Linked DNA regions of Homo sapiens: region 2 is linked to region 1. A link is an interaction called in ENCODE POLR2A ChIA-PET data of the cell type or tissue named here. Cell type or tissue: PC-9. All regions are shown on one strand. Links, peaks and the distances in the headings refer to the core of each region. The heading gives the core; the rest is flanking DNA. Region 1 overlaps PPA1 (inorganic pyrophosphatase 1). Region 2 overlaps LRRC20 (leucine rich repeat containing 20).

The links. Peaks named below come from ENCODE experiments on the same cell type or tissue, not always from the same donor. Only the 100,000 strongest peaks of a DNase experiment are listed, where the experiment ranks them.
Region 2: POLR2A ChIA-PET joins it to region 1 with 10 read pairs; 6 of 35 experiments call an interaction of 5 or more read pairs at or near these places.

The regions. Positions count from the first base shown.
Region 1 is chr10:70,222,879-70,229,051 of GRCh38, reverse strand. The region is part of intron 2 of PPA1 (inorganic pyrophosphatase 1); the gene reads left to right. Among named protein-coding and RNA genes, the nearest start is that of PPA1, 7.5 kb to the left of the region's middle. In PC-9, for the core only: no CTCF peak of the experiment used is centred there; no DNase peak of the experiment used is centred there; H3K27ac peaks cover 3,911 bases.
Region 2 is chr10:70,293,917-70,300,796 of GRCh38, reverse strand. It overlaps LRRC20 (leucine rich repeat containing 20), which reads left to right. Exons shown (of 5, transcript NM_001278212.2): 5 at 1-1,822. Among named protein-coding and RNA genes, the nearest start is that of NPFFR1, 13 kb to the right of the region's middle. In PC-9, for the core only: no CTCF peak of the experiment used is centred there; a DNase peak (open chromatin) is centred at 4,076.

The DNA of each region.
Region 1 (6,173 bases), core at 1,007-6,006:
TTCCTTCAGTAAGGAAGTTTGATTCACATTGAGTACAAAGGTTTTTGAGTTGTAAGAGTTACATAGGTTATTGACTTTCTTTAGCTAGATGTCAATATACAACACGAACATCACTTTGCAGTGCACGTCTAGAATAATAGTAATTTTGTTCTTGTGTGTGCTGTCTTACTGTTTTTCTGGGCCTGACTATTAGATAGAAATAGACACATTCATTGCACTTCTACCAGGAAGTTTGCTGCAGTTCTGTACTGCCTGAAATTCCAATTTTTACATTGCTTCCCAGGAGCCTTCCTGGGTAAGACTCCAATTAGAGGCAATGGAGCAAACAGCCCTAGGCCAATTATGTGCCACAAATACAGGAGGGACTTCTAATTGGCATGTGTTTTTCCTGTGGGAGTGTCAGAGTGGTATTTATTCAGAAACTCGAATTTGTTACATCTGATTTCCTGGGAGTTGATATAAACTGCAGAATCCTTCCCTCTTCAATTGGCCCCATTGGGTTGGCTTGAATTATCTGCTTGTTGTATAATAGCATGTATATCATACTGTAGCATCTCAGACCATTTTGAGCAATGAAGAGGTATAAAATGATGACCCTAAGTTTATTGATAATACCCTGGCATACAGGTATGCTACAGGTAGGAAAACATTTTCTTGACATAGAGCTATTTTCCCAGTGTTCTAAGTGACTGTATTCCTACCAAGGACCAGAATGATCATAGATGTTTTGGTACCTACTCTTATTGCTGCTTCAGGTTACTCCAAAATAGGAAACAGGCTACATTTTGGTGTCCTGTTAAGTGTGTTCACTTAGATTACTCTCAGACACTGAAGCCTTATAAGGGACTGGTTGTGTCTATAAAGTGGATTACTCAAAGGAAGACTCTGCCCTTGGCACGCCCTGTCCCAGCTCAAAAGCACAAGTTCTTATGACTCTGGATTTTACCAGTAGTCTAGACCTCAGTGGACCTTGGGCAGAAGCCTTCCTGCCTGAGAGGCTGGAAGGAATTCTTTTGTTTTGTTTTAAAGGAAGTTACTTGTTTAAAACACAAATAAAGGTGTGGTAGACATCATTTTGGATTATAGCCTTAAAAAAAAAATCTGATTAACTTGATTCATTAGAGTGTGATTTTCTTTCTTTTGTATAAAAAATCTATTGTGATTAAGTTTACATGAATACATTCTCACGGGCTTGGCCTTGGACTTTATTCCTAATATGGTCAGTCATCCGAGGGATTATAATGAGGGAATGTCATGATCTAGTGAGCATGTACCTTTAACACAGCTCAGTCAGCTCCACTAAGGAAAAATGTCCAAGGGCTCATATTGATATCAGACTAAGGAAAAATGCCCAAGGGCTCATATCCATATCAGACTTTTTTTTTTTTTTTTTTTTTTTTTGAGATAGGGTTTCACTTTGTCACTCAGGCTGGTGTGCAGTGGCATGATCTTGGCTTACTGCAGCTTCAACCTCTCAGGCACAAGTGATCCTCCTGCTCCAGCCTCCTGAATAGCTGGAACCACAGGCATACACCACCACGCCCAGCTAATTTTTCTATTTTTTTGTAGAGACAGGGTTTCCCTATGTTGCCCAGGCTGGTCTCGAACTCCTGGTTTCAAGCGATCTGCCCACCTCAGCCTCCAGAAGTGCTGGGGTTGCAGGCGTGAGCCACTGTGTCCAACCCATATCAGGACCTTTTAATGTGGATATTCAGTTTGGCATATGCCATTAGGTAATCAGTCCAGCCAGTTCTGGAAAATCTTGTGACTCGCGTACCCTGCTTTGATTATTTCCGAATCCAGTGGGTAGAGAAGGTAAAGGCAAGGGCTCACTGGATATTTTTAAATTGTAGGGATGTCCTTTGCTCTGGGTCAATTTTAGGATCAAATATAAAAGCACCTATAGCTCAGAGTATCTTCTAACATAAAACTTCTGAGATACCAGAAATTTTCCAAAACATGGTATAAACAGTATGAAACACTGGGTAGATAAAAGCTTTCTCTAAATCTTAAAGTGCTCAAATATCATGACCTGATTTTTTAGTTTTAGAAATCAGATATTTTTCTATTCCATATCTTAAACTTTCATGTTAAATTCTAGTTCTGACAATGTAGGGTTCTATTTTTTTCAGGTGATTGTTGGGAGCGTATAGAAGCATATATAAATATGGAATATGTGTTTCTTTTTTCCCCTTCTGAAAGAAAGTCAAGCCTCTAATCAAATAGATTGATGCTTCAGAAACTTAACAGAATATTATCTGCAATTTGGCATAAATGCATTTTTCTTGGGGAAGTTTCCACGCTCAAAATTATTAGTCATTGCAAAACAGAAAAGTTTGACAACTGGAAATGCAGACCCTTTTGCTTGATTTTGTAAAGACAGGAAAATAAACAGATTATGCTTAGAATATCTGTTTTCAAAATTTAGTCATCATAAAGCTTATCTGAAAAGAAAAAATAGCAAAAATAGCAGCTTTTTCTTTCTTTTTCTTTTTTTTTTTAAGACAGGGTCTCACTCTGTCACCCATGCAGTGCTGTGATCTTGGCTCACTGCAGGCTCCATCTCCTGGGCTCGAGCAATCCTCCCACCTCAGTCTCCTGAGTAGCTGGGACTACAGGCACACACCACCGTACCTGGCTAATTTTTTTGTATTGGTAGAGACAGGCTTTCGCTGGTCTCGAACTCCTGAGCTCAAACAGTCCACCCACCTCAGCTCCCAAAGTGCTGGGATTACAGGTGTGCGCTCCCACACCCAGCCAGCAGCTTATTCTTAATTATGACATGACAAATTAAGTTATTGCTCTACACAGGTACATATGGTAGTGTGTAGTAGCAAATACAGGCATTTGTTTGAGCTGCAATGAGTAGAAAATCTATGTAACTGGAAAACAAATGAGTATTACTAAAAGTTTTGTGTGTATGTGTTTTAATTTCTTTACTTTAATAAGTTAATGATCTCCCTTGGAATCTTAACACAATTTGTTGAACAAATGTTTTTTGGGTTGGTGTAAGTCATGTCTTTCTTTGCTAAGTCACAATTCTAAGTGAATAAGGGGCACAACAGTGTGAACTTCGGTCATCGTATTTCTTTCTGATAGCTTCTCAAATAGACTTCTGTCACTTTCGATGAAATACTTCAGGTATCCATATACTTTTAACAACTTAGAGTATATCCTTCTAGAATCATATAACCAACTTTACAGCCAAAACTTAGAATTAAGAGCCATTGTCATTTGGTGAGCAGTGAATAAGATAAAGTATTCTTGGAAATGGTGAAATCTGGTATACCTTTTCGAAAGCATCTTTATGGGGATGGAACATTTTCTTTTAACTACGTGAGCTCTTCTGATAGGGATTTTATACTCCAAAACTAGTCTATAAGTTCCAAAAAAAAAAAAAAAGTTAAAGCTTGGTTTGGATTAGTTTCTTGCTTTATGTTTATGCTCTAGATAAATTTAGAAGAAAATTCTCTCTACCTCTACTGTTTTTTCTCCAAATTTTATTGCAAAACAATAAAGATTAAAAAATGGGGGGTGGGCTGGGTGCCGTGGCTTATGCCCGTAATTCTAGCACTCTGGGCAGCCTAGGTGGACGAATTGCTTGAGCTCAGGAGTTCATGACCAGCCTCAGCAACATGGTGAAACCCGGTCTTTACCAAAAATAGAAAAAAAAAAATTAGCTGGGTGTGGTGGCAGGTGCCTGTGGTCCAGGAGGCAGAGGTAGGAGGATCACTTGAGCCCCGGAGACGGAGGTTGCAGTGAGCTGAGATCATGCCACTGCACTTCAGCCTGGGTGACAGGTGAGACTCTGTCTCTAAATAAATAAATAAATAAATAAGAGTGGTGGGACCACAGGGTGATTTTTGTGTTTCTTTCTAAGCCTGGTATTTACTAGATTTCTGAAGTTATCTAGAGAAACACACAATGAGTCAACTTGAAAATGCTAATGTCAGCCACTTGGTATAATTCTGTAGTATAGTTCATCGAATTTACCAAATCCAGGGTTAGAAATAAATCTCAATGCTGGGCGCGGTGGCTCATGCCTGTAATCCCAACACTTTGGGGGGCCAAGGTGGGCGGATCACCTGAGGTCGGGAGCTCGAGACCAGCCTGACCAACATGGAGAAACCCTGTCTCTACTAAAAATACAAAAATTAGCTGGGCATGGTGGTGCATGCCTGTAATCCCAGCTACTCGGGAGGCTGAGGCAGGAGAATTGCTTGAACCCGGGAGACGGAGGTTGCAGTGAGCCGAGATTGCACCATTGTGCTCCAGCCTGGGTAACAAGAGCGAAACTCTGTCTCAAAAAATAAAATAAAATAAATAAATAAGAAATAAGTCTCAATAAAGACACATTGAACTTAACTGCTAGGATTTAAAGACGTGCTGTAATTAAATTAAGAGCATGTTCCCTATATATGTACTTAACTGCATTAGTAATAACAGCCTACCAAATGGCCGTAGCCTATTTATTAGTAAACAACTTGTCAGACTACTGACTTGGTCCATAAGACCCTAACCAGTTTGGAGATGAGACGGGGCCTCACCATACTACTGTGATTAATATTCCTGTTTAATTAGTGAAGTTACACACCTAACCAAGATATAGGAGATATTTCTTCTATTCCTGAAACATTTTTATTTTAAATATTTTTGATTAATGGAGTGACATAATGTAGAGTTGTTGAGTTTCCAGTTTCCTTAGAATCTGGACATCTTTAATGTTTTGTTGTAACATCTTGACTACTTGATAAAATGATTGTAAATCTGGGAAGGGAAATAGACTTTTTTTTTTTTTTTTTTTTGTAGAGACAGGGTCTGTCTATGTTGCTCAGGCTGGTCTTGAACTCCTAGTCTAAGCAATCCTCTTGCCTCAGCCTCCCAAAGTGCTAGGTTTACAGGCACGAGCCACCATACCTGGCCTGAAATAGACAGTTATATTTCTGACTTTGGGAACAAGAGCTAAAGTTATAGTTTGCCTTTTCCCTTATCCCCCACTGGTTTATCAGCAAGGTAATTATTGAGTTTATCAAAATCATCCCTCTAGGGAGACTTAACTTCCTTCTTTTCTGAAACTGTTAACAGAGAGCTGAGAGCTCTGATGCCAGAGCAATGACTGAGACTCCAAAGCATGGTAGGATTGGAGGATGGAGTTCTGGGAAGTCCTAACAGTGGGAGTAACAAGATAGTAAATCCAAGATCCAGCTAAGTAAAAGCTGAAACCAGTTGGGATTAAAGAAGAAGGAATGAATTTGTAACTGGGTAGTACGAAATTTCTTAAAATCAGTATTTTTTAAGTGCGTGAATATTGGAATCATTAGAATGCATAAAAACAGTAATAGTTTTTATAGCAACTCTGTTGCTATAAAATTCATTGAATTTCTCATATCAGTTGCCCTGAAAAATCCTAAATATCACTGTTGTTCACCTAGTAGCAACTCTTTGAATTGTAGCCAGATGTCTAGAAGAAGGTTGTTCTTTAGTAGTAATTCCTGCTAAAGTATGTGGAACACCCCCTCCTTACAAGTACAGAGCTGGGCAGGATGGCTTGCACCTGTAGTCCCAGCTACTAGGGATGCATAGGCAGGAGGATCACTTGAGGCTAGGAATTAGAGACCAGCCTGCTCAACATAGTGTGACTTCATCTCCAAAAACATAATTAAAAAACAATTAGCCAGGTGTGGTGGTGCACACCTGTAGGCCCAGCTACTTAGGAGGCTGAGGCAGGAGGATTGCTTGAGACCAGGAGTTGGAGGCTGCAGTGAGCTATGATTGCGTCACTGTACTCCAGTCTGGATGACAGAGTGAGACCCCGTCTCTCTCTCTCTCTCTCTTTAAAAAAATGTTTTTTAAGAGACAGGGTCTTGCTATGTTGGTCAGGTTGGTCTTGAACTCTTGGCCTCAAGCGGTCCTCCTGCCTCTGCCTCCCAAAGTGCTAGGATTATAGACGTTAGTCGCCACGCCTGGCTGAGACAAGTATTACTACAGCATCTACATGCATTTGAAAGTGTGCTAGTATTCCATGCATAAAAAATGATGAGTTCATGTCCTTTGTAGGGACATGGATGAAGCTGGAAACCATCATTCTCAGCAAACTGTTGCAAGGACAAAAAACCAAACACCGCATTTCTCACTCATAGGTGGGAATTGAACAATGAGAACACGTGGACACA
Region 2 (6,880 bases), core at 1,462-6,461, 71 kb before region 1:
GAACCTGAACTAGGAGTCCTGGGAGAGCTGTGGTGGGAATATGGGCTGGCACTGCTGCAGGGCAAGAACATTCATGTAGGAGCCCGAGGACCAGCAGGCTGGGAATGGGGAGCAAGTCACGTCAGCTCTGTCATTCCCCACAGTTAACAAATTGGCGGGGTGGGAAGTCCTGAGTGCTCCGTCCCTCTAGCATCACTCCTGAGCTGCGGGAGAGGTGGCCCAGAGAACAGCAGAGTCAGTTACACCTGCAGCTCTTGTCTAAAGTGATTAGATGGCCACCCTCACCACTGTCCAGTCCAGCAGCAGCCTGGCTGCCTTGTCATGGCCTCCTGGGGGCAGAAGGCGATGTGGACCACGGGATTTGTAGCCAGCCAGCTCCCAGGCCAACGCCCAAAGCCCTGATGACCTGGTTCTTCTGAGGCCCTCAACCTGGCATCTTAGGGTATGGTCAGGCAACAGGGTGACCAGCTGTCCTGGTTTCCCAGGACATGGAACTTTCAATGCTAAAACTGGGACAGTACCCAGCAAGTGGGGATGGTTGGTCCCCTACCAGGAGAGGGCCTGGGGCTCTTGCTTCCCGAGAACGCCTGTGGCTTGAAGAACCTTGACTGCTTGGTCCTCAGGTATCTACCTCCCACCTTCTCCTCATCTGTGGAGCAAGCCAACTCAGTGCCCCAGACCCCACCTGATCTGCATCTTTGTTTGCATCTCCAGAGACACCTGAGGCCCCAGAGCTTGAGGCAAAGCCAGGCCGTCCAAATCCTGTGTGCCGTGGACGAGTGGCCACTTTACTACTCCTAAGGCTAAGATGTTGAGAGCTCAGACCACTGCTCAGAGCAGTAATCCCTGCTCAGAATGCTCCCAGTTCCCTCGTCCCTGCCCAGGTCTCTTGTCTCTTGGGAAGGAACTGATAGGTCGGGCCATTGTTGGGCCATCACTGAGCGCTCAGTATCTCAAGAGACTCTGTTCATTCTGCTCGTATCCCAAGGCCTGGTTGGTCAAACTCTGGGCAAAGGGTTTTCAGGATGAGGAGGTCAAGACAGGATCTCCAGAGCTACCGAGTTCATCTGTGGGTGTTGGGGGCAAGTGGGGGCTGAAGTCCTGTGCAGGCTGCGCTGGCCCCACCTGCCTTGTGCCCTGGAGTGGGGTTTCTCCTTGTTGAAGAAGAGGCATCCTTCTCTGATGTGCACAAACACAATGTATGACCAGAGCCTTGCAACTCAAAGTGTGGTCTGTGGACCAGCAGCGGCAGTGACACCTGGGAGCTTGTTAGGAATGCAGAGTCTAGGCCTCACCCTATACCTCCCGACTCAGACCCTGCATTTTAGCAAGACCCCCAGCTGATTCCTATAAGCACTTTAGAGTTTGAGAAGCAAGGACCTAGGCTGGGGATGTCCTCCGAGCAGAGGGTGAAGTTTCTCTCAGTTCTCTCCCTGCCACTTCCAGGGATCTGAGCCTGTGCTCAGCCTCCTCCCTAACCCACCCTGGGAGACACTTGGCCTGTTAGATTGTTCCAGAGTCTGCATGGCACTCCTGAAGAAGGGAGTGTGACCTGCAGTCACCAGGAGATGAGGGTTAGGTGTGCCCAGCCCTCCAGACCCGGCCTTTCTGGTTAACCCCTGCATGCCAAGCTGCCTGCTGCCCCAGGTCCTCACCTCAGGCCTTTGAAGGGGCAGCTTCTGGAAGTTGTTTTCTCCTCTGCTTGGAGAGTTTGCCCTTGTCTGTCTTGGAAAGTGTGGGCAGCCACAGATGCCCCCAAATCAGAGCTCACAGTGAGTGAGCCCCTAAGCTTCAGTCTGCAATAAAGAATGCATTGGTTTCATCTGCCTGGTTGGTGTTTGATTCATTCTCACTGTACAGACCTCCTATAGCCTGGGCGTCAAACCAGCCCACATGCAAGAGGGGTGCCCTCTTGTTGAAAGCACGAGGTAAAGAAGGCTAGAACGGGATGAAACGTGGATTATTCACAGGTGGGCACAGGTGCAGCCAAGCAGAATTGGTGCGTGCCCCCCAGCTGCGTTACTGCAGGATGGCTAAACATCAGGGGGAGACTGTGTATCTGGGAAAGGATGAAGAGACCCACTATCTCCACATTTCTCTCTTACCAGTGCCAGAAATTATTCCCTTAGTAATTTGTTCCTCTGAGTCCATGGTTCTCAAAGAGGGATCTCTGGGCCAGCAGCATCCGCAGCACCAGGAAGTTAGTTAGAAATGCGAATAGTTGACTCCACCCTAGATGTGCAGAATCTGAAACTCGGGGATGGGGCCCAGCACTCTTAACAAGCACTCCATGTGGTTCCGATGCCTGCTGAAGTTAGAGAACTACTGCTCTGGGTTCAATGTTAAAGTCAGGTTTTGCTTTTCTTAAGTCTGAGAGGCCAGCTTAAGTTTGCCTTGAGTTTTAGTCCAGATGCTCCATTGTTTCTAATTATTATTATTATTATTACTATTTGAGACGGAGTTTCACTATTGTTGCCCAGGCTGGAGTGCAATGGCGTGATCTCGGCTCACTGCAACCTCTACCTCCCAGTTCAAGAGATTCTCTTGCCTCAGCCTCCCAAGTAGCTGGGATTATAGGCGCCCACCACCATGCCTGGCTAATTTTGTATTTTTAGTAGAAATGGAGTTTCGCTATGTTTGTCAGGCTGGTCTTGAACTCCTGACCTCAGGTGATTCACCTACCCCGGCCTCCCAAAGTGCTGGGATTACAGGCATGAGCCCACTCCCAGCCGATCCATTATTCCTTTTATTTTATTTTTTATTTTTGAGACGGAGTCTCACTCTGTTGCCCAGGCTGGAGTGCAGTGGCACGATCTCAGCTCACTGCAACCTCCACCTTCCAGGTTCAAGCAGTCCTCCTGCCTCAGTCCCCTAGTAGCTGGGATTACAGGCATGCGTCACCATGCATGGCTAATTTTTGTATTTTTAATAGAGACCGGGTTTCACCACGTTGACCAGGCTGGTCTTGAACTCCTGGCCTCAGGTGATCCACCCGCCTCGGCCTCCCAAAGTGCTGGGATTACAAGTGTGAGCCACTGCGCCTGGCCCAATTATTTTTATTTAACAAACACACATAGAGCTTAGTGGGTACCAGGCAGTGTCTTAGTGCATTATACCTATTAACTCATTTAATCCCTATAACAATCCTAGCTAGCTTTGTGATTTGGATAAATCTCTTTTCCTCTCCAGGCCCTGTTTCCTGTCTGTAAAACTAAGGGGCTAAACCAGGAGACCCCTAAGGGCATTTCCAGAACTCATATGGTCACTATTTCTCAGCTCCTGAAGGCCCTGTGATCACTTATAACTGCCCCCTGTGGATTAGCCTGGACTCAGGCCGCTGGCCTCCCCCACCCCAAAGGTCAGAGGTCAGAGAGAGGACTCCCACCTGCGTAGTTTTCTGTTGAAGGATGCCTCACCGAAAACATCACCAGATCCACCTGTTAATCAGGAGAAGCTGATTCTACTTTTCCTGCTCGAACTTGACAGTTTTCCTAGCGTGTCAGACTTGGGAAGACAGTCAGGAAGTGATGAGAGATTTCAGAGTTTGGTTTTAGGTGGGACTTTCAATGCAGAGAAGGAAGCCTCGATTAGGATTGGGTAAAGATCAGGACATAGTTTAGGATCGGTGGACACAGCAAAGGGGGATTTTGAGGCAAAGGGTTCAAAGAGTCTTGGTGCGTAAACTCTCTTTTGATGTGATTAAGAGTTGATCAGTTTGCTGTTGCTTTAAATGATTCCTTCAGAAAGCTCCTGGAACGAACAGTAAAGTTATTTACAACTTTTTCTTCCTGGGCAAGAGTTTCCAGGACTAGTACTGTTATGCTGGAAAAGATGGAGGAATAATGTGGACGGGAAGCTGTGTGGGGCTACAGGATTCTAATTGTAGTCTCACCCAAATACCATGTTGTACCCCAGAGCCCCGCTTTGGGTCTGTTCTTCACATGAGATGTGCCCGTCCCTTCACAGAAAGCCAGCCCTGGGAAGCAAGCAGCAGTTCCTGAGCGATAATTGGCACCTGCCCCAGAAGGCCTCGGCAGAGCCCTGAACCAGATGTGAAGGGCAGGAAGGGCGGGCCTGGGGGAAGAGCGTGACTCAGGCAACTGGGCAGGAAAACCTCTCCAGCCCATGAGCAGCCAGGCCGTGCTCTGACTGTGTCTCCAGGCCAGGCAGGCTCGATCCATGCCTGAGAAAAGGGACATAGCCGAGCTGCGTTAGGTCCAAGCAGGAGCACCCCTGGAGCTCCTAGTGTTTTATCAGCACCAGGCAGGCACTGGTATGTGGTTTGGGTTTTTTTGTTTTTTGTTTTTTTGTTTTTGACGCAGAGTCTCGCTCTGTCACCCAGGTTGGAGTGCAGTGGTGTGATCTTGGCTCACTGCAACCTCCACCTCCCAGGTTCAAGTGACTCTTCTGTCTCAGCCTCCCGAGTAGCTGGGACTACAGGCGCGCACCACCATGCCCGATTAATTTTGTATTTTTTTAGTAGATACAGGGTTTTGCCATGTTGGCCAGGGTGGTCTGGAATTCCTGACTTCAGGTGATCCGCCCGCCTCAGCCTCCCAAAGTGCCGGATTACAGGCATGAGCCACCACGCCTGGCCCAGTGTGTTTCTCATTTATTGTTAACATCACCCCTCTTGGTGCCCACTCTATGGATGAAGAAACAGGCTTAGCATGTGACTAGGAAGGAGCAGGGCTGGGGTTGGTTTAAACTGGGTTGCAAGTTCCGGGTTTTTGCTGTGAGCCCCGGGTCCCTCAGGAGGCCAGCTTGGACTGAAGTGGTTGATTGCTTTCTTTAGCTGACACGGTCCTTCTACCAACCCATTCCTGTGAAAAGACCTCTCTGAAGCTTTACTTTCCTCATCTATAAAGTGGGTGCCAACACTACCTTTCCTAATCCCATAGGGTTAAGAACAGGTGACAAAGGTAAGTGCATCAGCATGGTGCCCAGTTCACACTCCAGAGAGTTTCCTCTCACATCTGCTTGTGCCCACCCTTAGGCATAAGGCTGTGTGGGCACAGCCTTTAGTGCCCAGATAAGAACCTCACCTCTCTCAGTGCCGTGCAGATCTGCATGCCACACATACCTGGAGCTCATCTGGCCAATGGGAGATTTAGTCCCACAGAGGATGAGAAGATTGACAGTTCCCCGCTCCCTCCATCTTCATAGTTCAGGAATCTACAAAGGCTCTGTCTCAGGCCTTTGAGGATGATGAAGTACTCAAGGCGTTGGCTGGGAGCCAACTGGAGCCCTTGCTACCCTATGTGTGTACATTCAAGTTCATGCCAGCAGAAGCACCTGGGAACCCTGCTTCCTGTAGCTGGGAAGCACTTAAGTTGGGGTGCCCTCCAGGGTGGACTCTGCAGGACTACCCCAGTGCATGACTGCAGGGGGTGTCACTCACAATGCAGTCTCAGTAACTGGCACCATTTGCATAGAAAACTGTGAATGGGCCACCTGGCGCTGTGCTAGGGCTGGTGCTGCATCTATGGACTATTTCCAAGAGAACCAATCACGGGAGCTTTCTCAAATGTAGATTACCAGACCTATATGAGCCCCATTAAACCAGACTCTGGAATAGGACTCATACCTCTGCACCTTAAAAGGTCCCTATTCATCCTTCACACAGCGCGCAGAGGATCCTTCTAAATCCCAACTCTCTCATCTGCTCCGAGCCCTGCCATGGCTCTCCACTTATTTCAGTATAAAAGCCCAGGCCTTACCATGGTCTTCGAGTTCTGGAATCACCCGCCCTCTGTTACTTCTGTGGTCTCTTTCGTACTCCAGACACACTGGCTTCCAGCTGGTCCTCCAACACCCCACATGTGTTCACTTCTCAGGGCCTTCGCATTTGCTCCCCACAGCCCTCACACACCCACCAAGATATTCCCATGGCCAACTCCCTTATTTCCTTCAAGTCTACTCAAATCGAGGTCTACCCTAACCACCCTACTGCAGCCTGCCCCGTTGCACTTCTGTCACTTTTATCTCCCTTAACCTGCTCACCTTTTCCTTTATCTATAGTGCTTCTCCAATATACGCTATAATTTACTTATATCTATGGCTTCTTGTCTGTCTACTCTCGCTAGAATAAAATTCCTATGAAGGAAGGATCTTTGTCCTTCTTAGTCTCTGCTGTGTCTCCAGCACCTGGAGTGATGCCTGGCTCATAGTGGGTACACATGTATGTTTACTGAATGACTGAATGGACAGGTGGTTGATATGCACTGATGCTTGGGGGCCTCTGCTTGTGAGAGAACTGCCGTGTGATATCCACTTACCAGCCCAAGTTCAGGTACCATATTAAATACCTGTGCTCACCAGCAGAGTTTGCTTCCAAAGGACTGAAAAACACCAGGAAGTCTTCCTCACTTTGGTCTTTCCAGACACTCACAAGCCATGGTATTGTGGCTGGGGCTTTTCCTAAGTGGGGTGGCCAGGAGTCAGTGTACATGAGCTAAGAGAGAACAGTCAGTCCCCAGTGCTGTCCCTTAGCCTGCCACTGTGCCTGAAAGCCCACCAGGATGAGACTGCTGCTGTTGATGAGGCATTGCCCTGTCCATATGATCTTATTTTAACCCCTGCCAGGATTCAGAAGGGAATTCCTAGTGGACCAGGCCCTCGCTACTCAAAGTGTGGACCTCAGACGATCAGCATCAACAGCACTTGGGAGTGTGTTAGAACTGTAGTGTCAGCCGGGCGCGGTGGCTCACGCCTGTAATCCCAGCACTTTGGGAGGCTGAGGCAGGTGGATCACTTGAGGTCAGGAGTTCGAGACCAGCCTGGCCAACATGGCGAAACCCTGTCTCTACTAAAAATACAAAAATTAGCCGAGCATGGTGGTGTGAGCCTGTAATCCCAGCTACTTGGGAGGCTGAGGCAG